2 separate regions of the Homo sapiens genome follow, and region 1 is linked to region 2. A link is a loop called in an ENCODE intact Hi-C map of the cell type or tissue named here. Cell type or tissue: HepG2. All regions are shown on one strand. Region 1 overlaps VWDE (von Willebrand factor D and EGF domains). Region 2 holds the start of LOC105375156 (a long non-coding RNA gene).

Region 1 (2,500 bases), 110 kb before region 2:
ACTTTCTCATTATTAGACTAGGATTATGCTTTTGGGGGAAGAGTACTACAAAAGAGAAGTGCTCTTATTATTACATGTTATCAGGAGACATGTGATGTCAACATGCGTTATCACTAGTAAAGTTAACTGCAATCACTTGATTAATATAATGTCTGCCAGGTTTCTCCACTGTAAAATTAGTAGATTTTTTTTTTCCTTATCATACCCAATTATTTGGAAACAACTCAAATGCAGCCAACAACCAAAATGAGGGAAGTTATTCAAAATCTTTTAGGTGAAGTAGTAGCAACAATAATTTGTAATTCTTTAAAGACGCTTCGTTTCCTTGCCTCTATTTAATTATCTACTCATACATTTATAAAGTAAGAACTTAGGGATATTTACTTTAATCTTTGAATCATATTCAGTTTATTTTTAGATATTGTCTGAAGCATTCCACTAGAATGTAAGTTTCATGAAGGCAGAGATCTCATTTATCTTGCTCATCACCGTAACTCTGAGGCCTTAAATAATTTCTGGCACAGGATAAACATTCAATAAATATTGGTGAATGAAAGATGAAATAATATAAAATGTATATTTTTATGATAACTTTTACTCACCCTTCTTCATCCTTTAATTAAAACAGGAATGGACTTGAGGAAACCAAAGAATTTTTAACACACTCAATCATTATGTCCAGTGGAAAAATGTGAGATGTCTGTTTTGATGCTTTCACGTGTGGGGGGACTTTACAATCTTGGCAAAGAACCCTAAAGAAATTTGACCAATGTAAACAGAAATTTAGCTTCAATCTAGCAATAATGGTAGACTGAGTATCTTACTGAGATTTGCACTAACTCAATACAACCTATCCAGAGAATGGTACGAATGGCAGAGTTCCATGAATAACAGTCATGTGAATTACTGGTGTTTTCTTACCTTCCGCACAGTAGCCCATACATCCCTGAGTTGGTTGTAGTAAGTATACAGAAAAGTTCCCACAGTTTCTTACAGACACTGGGATTTGAAAGAGACAGCAGTCTTTTGTAGTGCTGAACAAAAACTGCCATGTTGCACAAGCTGTCAATTGCTTGATCTCCCCAGGAGATGGCAGTGTTTCTGAATCTCTCAGAGACAGCCAGATGGGGGCCTGAGTTCCACAATGGTTCATCTTTTGCAGGAGAGAAAACAAAAGTTGAAAATTCAGTTTATTTTCATCCATTGTAGATATATCAACTTTGCATTTTATTCTAATCAAGCCTTAAAATATCATTAATCATTAAAAAAATTATGGCTTGTACCTGTTCTATACAAGGAAAAGTAGTTTTAAGGAATACTAAATTTAAGGGTACACATCTCATAATTAATATACTCATTCAATTACACATTCAATGTAAATATTAATACATTTATTCCATTCATTACATTTGTATTGTAAACAAGGGAAATTAGATCTCAGATACCTTACTAAAATAGCTGATACATTCTAAAATAAGACAAGTCAATCTGAAGTTATGTTAACACATAACACAAAGATAAACTGATCTTGGAAAACTCTTGCAAAATTGCTTGAAATAGTATGCACAAGAAGTTAATGCATAGTTCAGGAGGCAATAAAATCGGGGAGAAGGAAGGTATTGTTCAAAATCTGGTGATGGAAAAATTGTTTAGTAAGTTAGAAATAATACAGTTTGGTGGGGTGCGGTGGCGCATGCCTGCAATCCCAGCACTTTGGGAGGCTGAGGTGGGCGGATTGCCTGAGGTCAGGAGATCGAGACTATCCTGGCTAACATGGTGAAACCCTGTCTCTACCAAAAACACAAAAGAATTAGCCGGGTGTGGTGGCGTGCGCCTGTAATCCCAGCTACTCAGGAGGCTGAGGCAGAGGAATTGCTTGAACCAGGGAGGTGGAGGCTGCAGTGAGCTGAGATCGCACCACTGCACTCCAGCCTGGGCGACAGAGCGAGACTCCATCTCAAAAAAAAAAAAAAGAAAGAAAGAAAGTTTAAACCTCACTTGAAGTCATTTATCAAAATCCTTTTCAGATAAAAAATAGAATTAAATAGAAAAATAACCCAGGAAAAATAAGAAGAAACTATGTATGACTTGGGAAGAACCAGGGCCCTTACTAAATGCATGATCTTGGACAAGGCACTCAACATCCTTCTCTTTTATATTAGGTGGAAGTGGTACCCACCTCAAAGTGCCATAGTGAGGTATAGATAAAGTAATGTATATAATGCAACTTCTACATAGTAATGGCTAAAAAATCGTTAGCCAGGTTATAATTCTTGTTATTATTTCTATGCTTCAAAGCAAAGGAAAAACATAAAGGAAATATTGATATATGTGATTGAATTATAATTTTTAAAATATAAAAGTTAAATAATAAAATTATATGTAAATAGTACTATATTGTGTTATATTTATGTATAATTATACTATATTTGTTATTTTATTTTAACCATGTAATATTATCCATTTAAAAACTCTAAGACTACAAATGGGCAAAATGTAC
Region 2 (2,500 bases):
CAAATAACTTACTTAAAAGCGTTCATGTTCCTTAATGCCTAGAAATACAGAAATCAGAGTGTTGAGGTTTTCATTTGCCACAACTTGTTGCGTTCCCAAATTTGTGGAGCTGAGAAACTCAAAAAAAATTTTTTTTTTTTTTGAGACGGAGTCTCACTCTTTCGCCCAAGCCAGACTGCAGTGGCGTGATCTCGGCTCACTGCAAGCTCTGCCTCCCGGGTTCACGCCATTCTCTTGCCTCAGCCTCCAGAGTAGGTGCAACTACAGGTGCCCGCCACCACACCTGGCTAATTTTTTGTATTTTTAGTAGAGACGGGGTTTCACCGTGTTAGCCAGGATGGTCTCGATCTCCTGACCTCGTGATCCGCCGCCCTCGGCCTCCCAAAGTGCTGGGAATACAGGCGTGAGCCACCTCGTCTGGCTGAGAAACTCAAAATTTCTAACTCTAAATTTCTAATTTGGAAATTCAGAAATATACATTCAGAATTACCTACCTGAGAGGAGACTTTTGGATGGTTCTACATATAATTGAAGTCAGTTGGCCACAAAATAATGTTTACATATTAGAAAATTCCAAGAATGCATTCATGAGAGCATTAAAGAAAATTCCAGAATGTTGCTTATGCTGTTCGTCCATCCAAACTCCTTTCCCTTCTTCTCCCCTTTTATTAAGTACTCTACTGTCATCAAGGGTTAGTAATGATCTCAGATGCTCTAAGAAATCTTTGGAGACATTCTCAAGCTTCAGAGACCTTCCTCTCACTAATTTCTCATGAGAGTAACCGTCAGGACAAATCACTTGGCATTTAGCACCTTATCTCGTGATGTATTCTTATAGGTTTGTATCTTTTCTAGCCAATTACTTATAATTTACTTGAAATCTGGAGTCATAATCTATTTTTGTACCCTAAACAACTAATAACAGTGAACTAAACATAAGTAGGTATTTGTATATATGCTTTTGATAAAGAACCATATGTATCTCTATGCAAAAAACAATGAGGCATAAATCAGATAGCATAAAGATAGGTTAATTCTATTTCCAAAACTATAAGAGATTTAGTCAATTCAACTTTACTGCCGTTTTCATTAGAAATAAAAACACCTTAAAATTGAACATCAGGGAAAATAATACAGAAAAAATTTTGGCTTCTTAGTTTATAAACTAGGACAAAATTATAAGTAATTTACTGCCACCTGGTGGCAAACTTTCACTTTAAATAAAATGAACAGTTAAAAGAAAGACTCCAGCCATTGTGGATCTTTGTCTAGGAAATTTTATATTCCGTTAGAAAAATATTAGAAGAGAAGTTAATACCCAAGTCATAGGAGATTTTGGACCAAAGAAGAGTAAGTAACTAGCCCGAATCAAATAAACTGTAAAGAAAAAAATCAAAATTATTTATGGCGGGGGGAGGAGCCAAGATGGCCGAATAGGAACAGCTCCGGTCTACAGCTCCCAGCCTGAGCGACGCAGAAGACGGGTGATTTCTGCATTTCCATCTAAGGTACCGGGTTCATCTCACTAGAGAGTGCCAGACAGTGGGCACAGGTCAGTGAGTGCGCACACCGTGCGCGAGCAGAAGCAGGGCGAGGCATTGCCTCACTCGGGAAGCGCAAGGGGTCAGGGAGTTCCCTTTCCTAATCAAAGAAAGGGGTGACGGACGGCACCTGGAGAATCGGGAAAATCGGGTCACTCCCACTCGAATACTGCGCTTTTCCCACGGGCTTAAAAAACGGTGCACCATGAGATTATACCCTGCACCCGGCTCGGAGGGTCCTACCCCACGGAGTCTCGCTGATTGCTAGCACAGCAGTCTGAGATCAAACTGCAAGGCGGCAGCGAGGCTGGGGGAGGGGCGCCCACCATTGCCCAGGCTTGATTAGGTAAACAAAGCAGCTGGGAAGCTCGAACTGGGTGGAGCCCACCACAGCTCAAGGAGGCCTGCCTGCCTCTGTAGGCTCCACCTCTGGGGGCAGGGCACAGACAAACAAAAAGACAGCAGTAACCTCTGCAGACTTAAATGCCCCTGTCTGACAGCTTTGAAGAGAGCAGTGGTTCTCCCAGCACGCAGCTGGAGATCTGAGAACGGGCAGACTGCCTCCTCAAGTGGGTCCCTGACCCCTGACCCCTGAGCAGCCTAACTGGGAGGCACCCTCCAGCAGGGGCACACTGACACCTCACACTGCAGGGTACTCCAACAGACCTGCAGCTGAGGGTCCTGTCTGTTAGAAGGAAAACTAACAAACAGAAAGGACATCCACACCAAAAACCCATCTGTACATCACCATCATCAAAGACCAAAAGCAGATAAAACCACAAAGATGGGGAAAAAACAGAACAGAAAAACTGGAAACTCTAAAAAGCAGAGCGCCTCTCCTCCTCCAAAGGAACGCAGCTCCTCACCAGCAACGGAACAAAGCTGGATGGAGAATGACTTTGACGAGCTGAGAGAAGAAGGCTTCGGACGATCAAATTACTCTGAGCTACGGGTGGACA

The links. Peaks named below come from ENCODE experiments on the same cell type or tissue, not always from the same donor. Only the 100,000 strongest peaks of a DNase experiment are listed, where the experiment ranks them.
Region 1: it touches region 2 in a loop (12-fold over the local background); 24 of 110 quality-filtered maps call a loop at or near these places.

The regions. Positions count from the first base shown.
Region 1 is chr7:12,388,206-12,390,705 of GRCh38, forward strand. VWDE (von Willebrand factor D and EGF domains) reads right to left here. Exons shown (of 29, transcript NM_001135924.3): 3 at 922-1,153. Among named protein-coding and RNA genes, the nearest start is that of VWDE, 14 kb to the right of the region's middle. In HepG2, a CTCF peak has its summit at 1,095 (motif pointing right); a DNase peak (open chromatin) is centred at 1,086.
Region 2 is chr7:12,495,802-12,498,301 of GRCh38, forward strand. LOC105375156 (a long non-coding RNA gene) reads right to left here and starts at 710. Exons shown (of 8, transcript XR_001745093.2): 1 at 495-710; 2 at 13-38. It also overlaps a transcript of C7orf78 not described here. RefSeq lists an enhancer at 1,121-1,749. In HepG2, a CTCF peak has its summit at 1,235 (motif pointing left); a DNase peak (open chromatin) is centred at 1,210; H3K4me3 peaks cover 318 bases.